3 separate regions of the Mus musculus genome follow, and all the other regions are linked to region 1. Evidence: chromatin contacts called from ENCODE POLR2A ChIA-PET data. All regions are on one chromosome and are shown on one strand. Each heading gives the region's core, a stretch centred on a gene start or an enhancer-like site at or near the end of the contact. The rest is flanking DNA. Distances are from core to core; before and after follow the strand shown.

Region 1 (3,776 bases), core at 329-2,828:
ACATCAGTCACTGAAGTCTGAGAAGCGCATTGAAAAGGGGAAATGGAGAGATCTCAGAGAAAAGGTGGACCGAACCCTGCCAGGAAAAACCAGGGTGGGGCGCAAAGATTTATGAGACGAAGAAACTGAATTAAGAGTCAGAGAAACCAGGAGATGTGTATGAGAGATCAAACGATGGTGTGTTGACACGCTCACATGCTAAATGATGATGGAAGACCAACAATGGCTTCCCTTTTTTTCTAATTGGGGGGGGGGGTCGGGAAGGGGCAAGATGTATTGCTCAGGATGCCCTCAAACTAATGGCAATCCTCCTGCCTCAGCTTCCCAAGTGCTGAATAGGTCATCTGGCTAAAGGTGATGTTTTTTATTAAGGAAATAAAAATGATTAGGAAAAGGTGAGGGGTAATAATGACAGATCACACACACACACACACACACACACACACACACACACACACACACACCCCAAAGACAATCTTTTCCCAAAGCCCAGCCTTCTTCTTCATCCACCGTTCGGGCCTCAGACTGACAGGCCAGCCCGTCTCTTTCTGAATCTTAGGGTTCTCAAAAAATTATCTAAAGATTCTGAACCTAGGGGTGAGGCGCTGAGGACAAGGAACCCCGTATCTGGGCCCGTGTGTGCAAAGGACAATTGAATTCAGAAAGACTGGGGGGAAGACAGAGAAGAGCTACGAGAGGGAAAATGTACAAGGACAATCGGAAAGAGTTGAAAATTAGCTAAGTTTATAGGGCCAGGTGATAATCAGGTAAGAAAACAGTGTTATCTGGAGCAAAGTAAATTGAGACATAAGAGATGTAGATGGTTGTAAGGGAGGGGTCTCGGTCTATATGAATGAAGAGGTGAAGAGAAACACAAGAACCAGGCAATTAAGTGAGGTGAGACAGGTAAGAGGAGAGAAGAATAAAGAGGCAGACGAGAACATCAGAGGGCCCCTCACATCCCCCGAAACAGACTGGAAGGAACCCGACAAGGACCACAAATGTCAAGTCCAGCCGAGAGGCCCAGGCTGTCCTTTGTACTCTCACTTTCCTCCTCAAGGCCACCTAGAGAAGGCGGACAGGAGCGAGAAATGGAAGTGGCTCTGCAGCCTTCTTCCTCTCCTTTCAGCTTTTGGTTTCTCAAATACCTGCCCAGCCTCTACATCTACAGCCCCACTCCCTGCACCCCCACTTTAGCAAAATCCCAGGGCTAAAAGGAGGAGGTCAGCAGGAGTCTGGCCAGTCCGCCCCCAGGAGCCAGACTCCAGCTTGCAGGCAGTAGGCTGGCATTTGGAGCGGTGTCTCCCCGCAGGAACCCCACCCCTTCCCACCTCCTCGCCCCACTCCGCTCGCTCCCGAACCGTCAGTCTCTCCATTCCCCCGCCCGGTCTCGTCCTTCCTCCTGTCCCGCTCGCTCTCCCGCCCTTCGCTTTCATCCTCCTATCCCCACCTCTCCAACCTCCTCTTTCATCCCCCTCCCCTCTCCTCTCCTCCCCGCTCTCGCCTGCCCCACCCCTGGGAAGCCCCTCCCGTCGGGCAGCGCCGCCTTAAAAGCGGGTTCCCTTCCCGGGGGCGGCAGCGGCTGGTCGGCGGCAGCTCTGCTGGTGCGGGGGCGGCGAGCAAGACCGAGCGACCGCGACCGGAGCGCGCCGGCCACCGCCCGCATCGTCCTCCCGCCTGCCCGCCCGCCCGCCCTCCGGACGGCCGCAGCCCTGCGGGTCTCTGCTCGGGACCCACCCCCGCCCCACCCCGCGCGCCTCTGCCGCCTCTTGCAGCGAGCCAGCTTGCCGAGCGGCCGTCGCTGCCGCTGCCGCCGCCGCCACCGCGCCAAGTTCCGGCCGCGGCCACCCTCCGCCGTCCAGGGCTCCTCCGCCTCGGCCCCGGGACCCCGGCTCCCTGCCAGCCCCGGCCCCGGCACCATGTCGGAGAAGAGCGTGGAGGCAGCGGCCGAGCTGAGTGCCAAGGTACGGGCAGGGGCGGCGGCGGCGCGGCACCCGGGCGGCCCCGGGATCGGCGCGGTCCTTCGCGCCCGGTCGCCCCCGACGGCCCCGAGCGGCCCTGGCGCCCGGTCCCCGCGGACCCCGCTGCGCCCTCCCCCCGCTCGGAGCCCGGCGCTGCCTATCCCGCTCGGCACCACCGGCGCCCTCTAGCGGCCCAGCGCGCCGTGGCTCGGGCCTCACCGCCCGGCCTGCGCCCGGCCCCGCCATCCCCACCCCTCTCGTGCCCTGCCTGCCGCGCCCGCCTCTGCCCGGTCCGCCTTCTCGTCGGAGAGCGGCGCCTCTAGCTTCCCGGGCCCCATGTCCGAGCCGAGCCCCCAGGTCTCTTGCCACTATGACCTCACCTTTCCTCTGCTAAGCGGTTTGGGATCCTCAAGTGTAAACAGGACTCTCCCGGGAGGCTACTCCTCGGCTCCTCCCCTTGCCGCCCGACCGTCTGTCCTCGTCCCTGAAGGGCTGCTCCTCTCCACCCCCCCTTTTTAATTTTTAAAAAAATTTTTTGCCCATCTTCATTTGTTCTTCCTCTACTACCGATTTCCATTTTTTTTCCATTATCGCCTCCCCTCATGTTGAATTTCTAAAAATCAGAAAGACGGAGAAACGAGCCTTCGAAAAAGCTGGAGCTCAGCATCGCCTGACCATACGTCAAGCTATCTTTGCTCTCAGCAGCTGCCTTTCCCGGCCTCATCCCTTTGCCCTTGTCTCTCTTTCAGCCTTCCTCTAATTTCCCCAGGGAAACTGCGGAGTGCCGCTTAGGGAAATTAATGCGGCCAGGCTTGGGGGCTGGGAGCCCAGTCTTTTTTTTTTGGGGGGGGGGGCGCAGTATAGTTCTCGAGGTCCAAGTGGAAGGAGGGAGCTGATAGGATGAAAGGCAGTGGGAAGAGGGGACATGTGAGATCTGATAAGGTGTGCCTGTGTGGCCCTCCGGTGGGTTGTGCGGTGGCATGTGACTTCACCGAGTAGGCGTCTTTGTATGTCTGAGATCCAGCGAGTGTGTGGGACCGCCCGTGTCAGTTACATGTGTGCATGCGGAGACTGACTGAGATGTCCTGGAGGCATGTTGTTGCTTTGTGAGTGGCTACAGTGTGCTCCTGTGAGACTGTGCCAGAATGCCCAAACATTGGGCCATGTGTCTACAGAGTGAGTGGGTGCTCCCCTGCAGATGTGTGAGTTGGTGTTAGCCTGGGTGAGCTTCTGTGCCCCTGGAGAGGCCAGAGAGCTGCTTAGCAGCTGGGGGCAGGTCACATACCCTCCTGGACAAGAGATCATGGAAGGACAGTGACCAGGACAGGACCCAGGAGGAGAGGGGCCAACCCTGTGGACTTTGGTCTCTGGTATTCTCTCTCCCTTCCCCTCACCCCTCCATCAACCGCAGTAGAAAACTCAGGCCAGGGCCTGGCTCATGCTAAGCTGACTTAGTTCCTGCCTGGCCCGGGAGTGTATGAGAAAGCCCACCTGGTAATACAAGTGCCCAAACCCACCATGTGACAGAGAAGGAACGACAAATCAGAATGAGGAACCATGTCTGGTGTGAGAGGGTCCAAGTGTTTTGTGCTCTTCCTGAAGGGAGAAGGGAGTGGAGTGTCCTCAGGCCAGTCATTTTGGCACCTCTTCTACCTCAGTCTTGTTCTAGAAAGGACACGTACCTCTGGGGTGATCTACTTAGGAGAACTCCGGCCCACTTGGGATCGTGTACACAGAGTTGCATACTAACGTTAGATAAGAGCGGAGGAGAAGGTGGCCCCTGCCAAGGAGACATGGGATCTGTATGGGGTTGGA
Region 2 (3,776 bases), core at 362-2,861, 110 kb after region 1:
TGAGAAGGGGAGGTGAAGGGGTCCAGCCCCCCCCCCCCAGCTTCACCAGCTTTTTAAAGTTGTCTAGGCCAGCGGGTGCCTCTCCACCTGTCCCCACGGTAGGGTGCCAGCACACCCTGTACTACTGGGTCATTTGTAGAGCAGATAGCGCTTCATGGCAGGGGGCAAAGGCAGAGTGGATATTTGACCCAGCCGGGTGTCCCCCAGAGCATGGCGCACACACAGGCGGCTCAGGTGCAGAAGGGATTGTGGTTCCTCCACTGCGGAGAGAGAAGGAAGACAAGGTAAGTAAGCAACTCCAGGCATCCTTGAACTTGAGATCCTGCTCAGGCACCCTTCCTTCTTCCTCCATTTCCACCGCCACCTCAGCTGAGGGAGACCCAAAGGCTCTGAATTTGTGCATCACATCCAATAGGGATTGGGAGTGAAGCTAGATCCAAGGCCATCTAAGTGACAGGCCAAAGTGACAAGAAGCCTACTTCCTGTGCTCCAACCATGAGTTTCCAGCCCAAACCATTGCCAAGAGTAGTGATCTCCCCACACCTAGTCCGTATCTCACCTCTTCTTTCGCCCATGTAGCGGATGCGGACCTGGCACTGGCCCCAAACAGCACTTACAGAGGGATAGAGGGTCCTCCCCTTCAGTCCACGGAAGGCTGGTCCCAGGTACGTGCCCCCAATAGAGTAGCCAAGAGTCCCCTCCTCCATGTCCAGAACCACCAGCAGTCTCTCTGGCACCACTAGCTGCTCACCCTGAGGTCCAGCTGGATACTGGGGGGCCTCGAGGCCCTTACTCTGATGATACAATTTTCCCCGCCCAATATCCCAGCCCCAGGACTCGCTGTTGCTGCCCAAAAGCGCCGCATAGTGGTCAGCCTGCAGCGGGGCGAGGGCGGTGGCCACGCCCACCACGGCGTGTGTGCCCCTTTGCTCCAGGGGCCAGCTGATCTCCCAGGCGTGCAGACCTCTCGAATAGCCCCGTTTCCCCCGGACTCCATCAGTGCTCTGGGCCACAGGGCGCCGCTCAAAGCACAGACCCCCTTCCTTGACATCGATGTTCTCGGAGCAATCCTTGGGGTTCCAGCCGTGGTGCCGTTGGGCAACCAGGTCAGGAGGGGGAGCAGACAGGAGCTCCTCCAAGCCCTCGGGAGGAGAGAAGTCCGAGTACAGAGCCTGCGAGGTAGGGGTGCTGCTGCTGCCCCTTGCCAGGGCCGTCTGGCCCATGAGGAGAGCCGCTGAAGAACTTCTCAAAACAGGCTTGCTGGGGCGTCTCGCTTTTGAAAGTTGAGCTCCGGATCGTCCCCTGGAGTGGTGTGGAGACAGAAAGGACTGTTAGGCGCATCATCTTTCCCTAGGACTCCCATCCGTTCACCGGTGTATGCCAACCAGCCTGGTCTTCCCTTGGTCCCCTAACCATCCCAGGTCTATCACTCTGCTTTCACCCTATCTGTGTCGCGCCCCCCAAGTTTCTCAGGAGCTCTCTCTCCCTCAGACCTTACCGTGAACCGTCCCCTTGCTGGCTCTAACGCCGGGCCCCTACCCCGCACCTCACTGTCCCCCTAGCTCGCAGAGACCTCTGTGGAAGTACAGATAGGGAAGGCTAGAAGCGCCCCTGACCAGCCACTGCTTCCGGCTCCAGCGGGGCTGCGGACGCCCGCCCGCGCTCCGCCCCTGGGCTCTGTGGACGATTAACCCTATCGTCACCTCCCAGACCACGGCGGCCACACCACTTACCGCCTTGAGAACCCACCGGCTACAAAGAATCCAGGCAAAAAATAAGTGACGACTCCAGACGTGGACAAGCGCGCATGCTTTGTGGAGCACACTCTTTGAGTGGGTAACCTCTTGTCCCTCCCAGGACTCCCTGGCGTCAGACTCTTCAGCAGTTTATTTTTCCAAAGCCACCTGACAGCTGCGTGCCCCACCCTCCCCCCCATCCCAGACTAGAATTAACCCTTTGATGACGTCATCGCCTTGGATTCTGTGTGTGTGTGTGTGTGTGTGTGTGTGTGTGTGTGTGTGTAGACTTCTCCACTGGAGACCTTTGCTCTCTCTGCCTGAGCTAGTCATTCCTGAGGCCCTAAGATCAGTAAGCGGCCTTGACACCCTTCCTGAACTCCTGCTCCTGTGTTCAGGAGAATGTAGGGATTGAGACTACTGTCCCCTGCGGCTCCCTAGGTTGCTGAAGCCTTAGTCCTTCATCCTCCTGCTTCAGCCTCCTGAGTAATGGAACTACGAGTGGGCACGCTGTCTGGTGGATGTGTGCTTTAAGGGTTAGTTTTGAGTGTCGTTTGATCATTAGCTACATTATCATGGAGAGGTTGCTGTTGAAGTTTGACCTCCTCGAAAGCCTCTTGATAACAGTTCAAAAATCCCAAAGTGGCTGGGCAGTGGTGGTGCAACACCTATAATCCCAGCACTTGGGAGGCAGAGGCAGGCGGATCTCTGAGTTCAAGGCTAGCCTAGTCTACAGAGTGAATCTATGCCAGGGCTAGACAGAGAAACCTTATCCCAAAAAAATCCCATAATGCCACCGTGTGTGTGTGTGTGTGTGTGTGTGTGTGTGTGTGTGTGTGTGAGAGAGAGAGAGAGAGAGAGAGAGAGAGAGAGACTGTAACCTCTGCTGGCCTAGAACTCCCTATGTAGACCACGTTGAACTCAAACTCACACTGATCAGCCTGCCTCTGCCTCCTGAGTGTTGGCATTAAAGGTGTGTACCCTGTGCCCAGCCTAATTTTAACCTTGTTGTTGTTGTAGTTATTGTTGTTTGGATGGCTTTGAAATAGTCTCTTGTAGCCCATCCTAGGACAGGACGGGCTCTGTAGCCAAGAGCTGGTCTTGAATCCCTGTTTCTCTTAGCTCTGCTTTCAGATGCTAGGATTCTAAGGGTATGATTCATACCCGGCTAATTTTAACTTAATTCTGATGTGAGGCTGCTGAAATGGCTCAGCAGTTAAGAGCACGGCTGCTCTTGCAGAGGACCCAGTTCAGGTTCCCACTCCCAAGTGGAAGCTCACAAATGTGCATAAGTTCCAGTTCCAGGGAGGTTGGGTGTCTTCTGAACTGAATGTGGCATACAAACTGTGCTGTGTAGCCTTGTGTCAGCTTGACCCAGAACCTAGAGTTATCTGAAAGGAACGAACCTTAATTGAGAAAATGCCAGTTGGACATGGTGCTGCACGCCTTTAATCCCAGCACTCAGGAGGCAGAGGCAGGTGGATTTCTGAGTTCGAGGCCAGCCTGGTCTACAGAGTGAGTTCCAGGACAGCCAGGATTATACAGAGAAACCCTGTCTCAAACAAAAACAAAAACAAAAACAAAAACAAAAACAAAGAAAGAAAGAAAGAAAGAAAGAAAGAAAGAAAGAAAATGCCTTATAGCCAGATCTAGTGGTGGCATTTTCTTGAGACAGGGTTTCTCTGTATAGCCCTGGCTGTCCTGGAACTCACTCTGTAGACCAGGCTGACCTCAAACTCAGAAATCCACCTGCCTCTGCCTCCTGAGTGCTGGGATTAAAGGCCTGCGTCACCACTCCTGGCTTAGGCATTTTCTTAATTAGTTATTGATGTGAGGTTGGGGGTGGGGCACGGGGGAGCCCATTGTGGTGGTGCCATCCCTGGGCAAGGTGGTCCTGGATTCTATAAGAAAGCAGGCTGAGCAAGCCATGGTTGTATATATTTAAATCCCACACTATTAGCCCTAATAAGCCAGCTTTTCTTCCAGATTGATTTTTTTCCCCTTTTGGTTGTTTTTCAAGATAGGGTTTCTCTGTGTTAG
Region 3 (3,776 bases), core at 845-3,344, 88 kb after region 1:
AACAACAACAACCCAGTAAAACAAAAATGGTGGTGAAAGCACCCTAGAATAGGTGTCAGTTTCAGGCACCCCCTGAGCCCATCACTTGCCTGGACCACTGATCTTCATGGGTGTCCGTGCAATGCCAAGAGTAGGAGAGCGGGGATCTGGGTCTTGTGCCTGTTTGAGACCGTTCAGCTGTTCTGCTGGTAGGCTTGGCTGTGGAGAGCTCTCTACCTGTCAATACCACAGGTTAGAATAAGTCTGGGCCCTGGGCTGGAGAGATGGCTCAGCGGTTAAGAGCACTGGCTGTTCTTCCAGAGGTCCTGAGTTCAATTCCCAGCAACCACATGGTGGTTCACAACCATCTGTAATGGGATCTGATGCCCTCTTCTGGTGTGTCTGAAGACAGCAACAGGGTACTCATATACAAAATAAATAAATAAATCTTTAAAAAAAAAAAAAAGTCTGGGCCCTGACCTTTATCTCCTCCCCATATTTCTAGCCAGACCTGCGACTGCCCAGTGCAGGTTAAAGAATGCAGAAAGTTGCCAGGCACGGTAATGGCACATGCCTTTTATCTCAGTACTTGGGAGGCAGGAGGATCTCTATATGTTTGAGGCCAACCTGGTCTCCATTGTGACAGGGCTACATGGTGAGACCCCGTCTTTAAAAAAAAAAAAAAAAAAAAAAGGCAGAAAGTCAGCTAATGAAAAAAGAGATCATGTATTTGAAAGACAGCAAGGAGGGGTATACGGAAGGGTTTGGAGGGAGGGACAGGCAGATATGACAAGATTATATTAGAGCCTCAAAAATAAATAATAAAAGGGGGAGGGATGGAGAAAGTAGGGTTCCAGTGGCAGTGGGAATGAGGGCTCATGTAAACAAGCTAGGCAGAGGCCCGCATCCAGACAGCCTCCCTGCATTCCCCAGCCCAGCCCAGTATACCTGAATAGGAGTGCGCTGGATGCCAGCACTAGGTGAACGAGGGTCTGCTACTCGAGCCACTTGCTTGTTGCGTGGCAGAGGCCGTGCTGGAGTGCCTGAGACGCTCTGAGTCGAACCCATCTCCACTGGGGCTGGGGACGGGGCCCGGCTGTGCAGATGCAGAGGAAGGGACGTCCGTCAGAAGAGACTCAGAGCTTACTGCTTCCGTGTCGGACCTCTGACCCCATACCCACCCGATCTTCCCAGCTTCCAGCAGAGGAACCTCCGGGTCGCTAGCCCAGAGAACTCTGCAAGGATAACGAATGGAGATTTTTAACAGAGCAGTCAGGTCTGCGGGAGCCTTCGTATTTAACCACTAATTCATTCACATTACTTACCGGGCCCCAGCTCGACCTCTGCCCGAACACCAGCTAGAGAAATAACTCCCAAAGCCCGGAGTTTCAAACTTCCCTCCACGCCCCCTGCCCCGACCCTATTGGCTAAGCCGAAGCAGACTCTCATAGGCCAGTTGTGGAAAATGCGCCTTCCGGAGCAGAAAGCCATTGGTCTGAAGGATGTCTATCATGAGGACTGGCCAATGGGCTGAGGACTGGCTTGCCCTCCGGTGGTGGCTCCGTGAGCTGGGGACTTTTGTTTAGTATCAGCCTGACAGCGGTGGACTTGATGGGTGCCACTCGGCCTTTCTGTTTCATTAAACAAAATAGAATGAGTTATCAGACTGTATGCACAAAGCCAGCTGGAGACGGAGTTAATATGGTTTGTCTAAAGCGAAACAGCCATCCTTATTGGTTGACGGAGTTATCACGCATCTCTCAAAATCGCCTCATTGACTACTGCTTTTCAAATACCAAGACAAGTGCTTTCTGATTGGACGAGTCCTTGGCAAAGTTTCAGTAATCAATGCGTTTAAACAATTCACAGTTTCTGCTCTGCACGTAAGGCATTCTAGAGTCCTTGAATCACAGCTCCTGCAACTCCCAGCCCTCCTGGAACCGCCACATGAGCACTTGCCCTGGGAGAGCAGGATTGGTCCTTTCGGCCATCAGTTGTACCCGCGGCGCTTTTTATTGGTATTCGCTGAGTGGGGGCAGAGGGTGGAGCGCCAGGAGGCAGGCTGGGTCCAACTGCCGATCTCGCGCGTCTTGCCTTTAGCGCATGCGCACACTGAGTCGCGCTCATTGGATGCGAGAGACGGAGGGGGGCGGTACTAGGTACAGTGGGAGCTGCTGTGTGAGGAGGAGCTGCTGCCGGTGTCATGGCGGAGCTGAGTGAAGAGGCGCTGCTGTCAGTGTTACCGACGATCCGTGTCCCCAAGGCGGGAGACCGGGTCCATAAAGACGAGTGCGCTTTCTCTTTCGACACGCCGGTAAGCCCATTCCCCACGCCCGCGACGACCACGACTTCCTTCCATTGCCCTGGTCATTCGGCCAGGCCTGCAAACCTTGGGCTACCGCCTCCTTGCGATGCACCCTGGGACTTGTAGTTTTCTCCATACCTCTCTGCTTTTGCTTTTCATTCTCTGTAGCTGTAGTATGACTACCACTCCCGGAAGCTACAGCTCTCGCCTTGCCCACTCCTGGTCTCGTGAAGCATTATGGGCATTGTAGTTGGCCATGTCCCTAGTTCCTATTCTAAGTTCGAATTGTAACCCGTACGGCGAACTACATCCCCCAGGCGACTCCCAGAAAAACCCTTGAATGTGGCCTTGCACGTTGCGCAGGGCTCTCCGGGTTTTGTAGTTTCATGTGGGAGGAGTAGGGGCGACTCCCCGCTGTTCAGGGCAAGGGTTGAGATTGGGAAGGTATGTATCCTGCAGCTTCTAGTCTGGAAGAGGATGCCAATCTGTGAAGAAGTCCGATTTAGAGAAACACTGAGTTAAATAGCCTCCACTAGTGGTTAATTTGGACAGGGGATGAGGAGGTGGGCCATTGGTCAGGGAGGAGGAAAAATACCCAATGGAGAGTTCTAGTCGTTTTTTCCTTTGAAGTGAACTATAGCCGCGACCCCTCCCATTCCTCCGTCCTTCACAGGTTGCCGAGACAACCCCTCTCTCAAGTATTCCTTAGAAAGGGTTTCTTTGGAGGATGCTAAGGCCCCTTTCTCGTCTTGCTCCCACTCTTGTCTAGTTAGACAAAGCCGCCACCCACACCGTGCTTCACGTTCTGCAGGCTCCACCTTGTACCTCCCTTCCTGCAGTTCTGCCTTCCTGTGTCATCTTCAGCCAGAGAGGAGCCTTCAGGCCCTAACTGAAAGGGCCGCAGTTTGGTTGGGATCCGCCCCCTTCATCACCCCTCCCCTCTAGCGGTTGTTGGGCCCTGCCCAGAGCTTTAAGCCAGACCAGCTCATGGCCTGAAAACTGCAAGTCAGACTGGAAAGGCTTCATTAATGCATCCCCAGTGCCAAGTATAGCAGCATAATGTGATGCCCACTTCAGGACCAGTCCTGTGATTTGTGCTTTGCTTGGTTTGCTGGGCTTTGATCAGCGCCCCAGATAAGCTCTGCTTCTCTCAGGTTGGCCTTAGTAGAAGTAAAGGATGATTGCCCGGCACGGTTTTCCACCAGCGATGAAGCCAGCACCTTTTATTTTCATCTGAAGAGTTACTTGAGTGTTCTCACCTTCCTCCCAGGGACGAAAGGTAGAAATCAGTGGGTCAGTGTTTACACTTAAAGACAAGACAGTTGTTCTTGTCTCTCCTTGGTACTTTATATGACTGGAAAATAATGTTTTTGTTTGTTTATTTGTTTTGTAATTTTTCCAGCACCTTCCCTTTTTCATTCTGAGGCAAGGGCTCTCCAGCCTACTTGACGTAGTAACAAACTGAAGCTGGTCAGATCATCTTCTCATTCTT

The links. ChIA-PET counts read pairs that join two places held with the same protein, here RNA polymerase II (POLR2A).
Region 2: POLR2A ChIA-PET joins it to region 1 with 10 read pairs in embryonic stem cell. The contact joins the promoter of Spsb2 here to the promoter of Ptms in region 1. POLR2A ChIA-PET finds 5 or more read pairs at or near these places in 4 of 5 experiments (Patski and embryonic stem cell).
Region 3: POLR2A ChIA-PET joins it to region 1 with 42 read pairs in Patski. The contact joins the promoter of Usp5 here to the promoter of Ptms in region 1. POLR2A ChIA-PET finds 5 or more read pairs at or near these places in 4 of 5 experiments (Patski and embryonic stem cell).

What each region holds. Positions count from the first base shown.
Region 1 is chr6:124,915,748-124,919,523 of GRCm38, reverse strand. It overlaps Ptms (parathymosin), which reads left to right and starts at 1,578. Exons shown (of 5, transcript NM_026988.2): 1 at 1,578-1,964. The coding sequence starts at 1,920. It overlaps A230083G16Rik (RIKEN cDNA A230083G16 gene), which reads right to left and starts at 2,661. Exons shown (of 2, transcript NR_152158.1): 1 at 2,342-2,661.
Region 2 is chr6:124,806,753-124,810,528 of GRCm38, reverse strand. Spsb2 (splA/ryanodine receptor domain and SOCS box containing 2) reads right to left here and starts at 1,611. Exons shown (of 3, transcript NM_013539.2): 1 at 1,499-1,611; 2 at 560-1,302; 3 at 1-260. The coding sequence starts at 1,223. The coding sequence ends at 130.
Region 3 is chr6:124,827,802-124,831,577 of GRCm38, reverse strand. It overlaps Usp5 (ubiquitin specific peptidase 5 (isopeptidase T)), which reads left to right and starts at 2,094. Exons shown (of 20, transcript NM_001326594.1): 1 at 2,094-2,293. The coding sequence starts at 2,183. Cdca3 (cell division cycle associated 3) reads right to left here and starts at 1,402. Exons shown (of 6, transcript NM_013538.5): 1 at 1,305-1,402; 2 at 928-1,075; 3 at 90-216. The coding sequence starts at 1,047.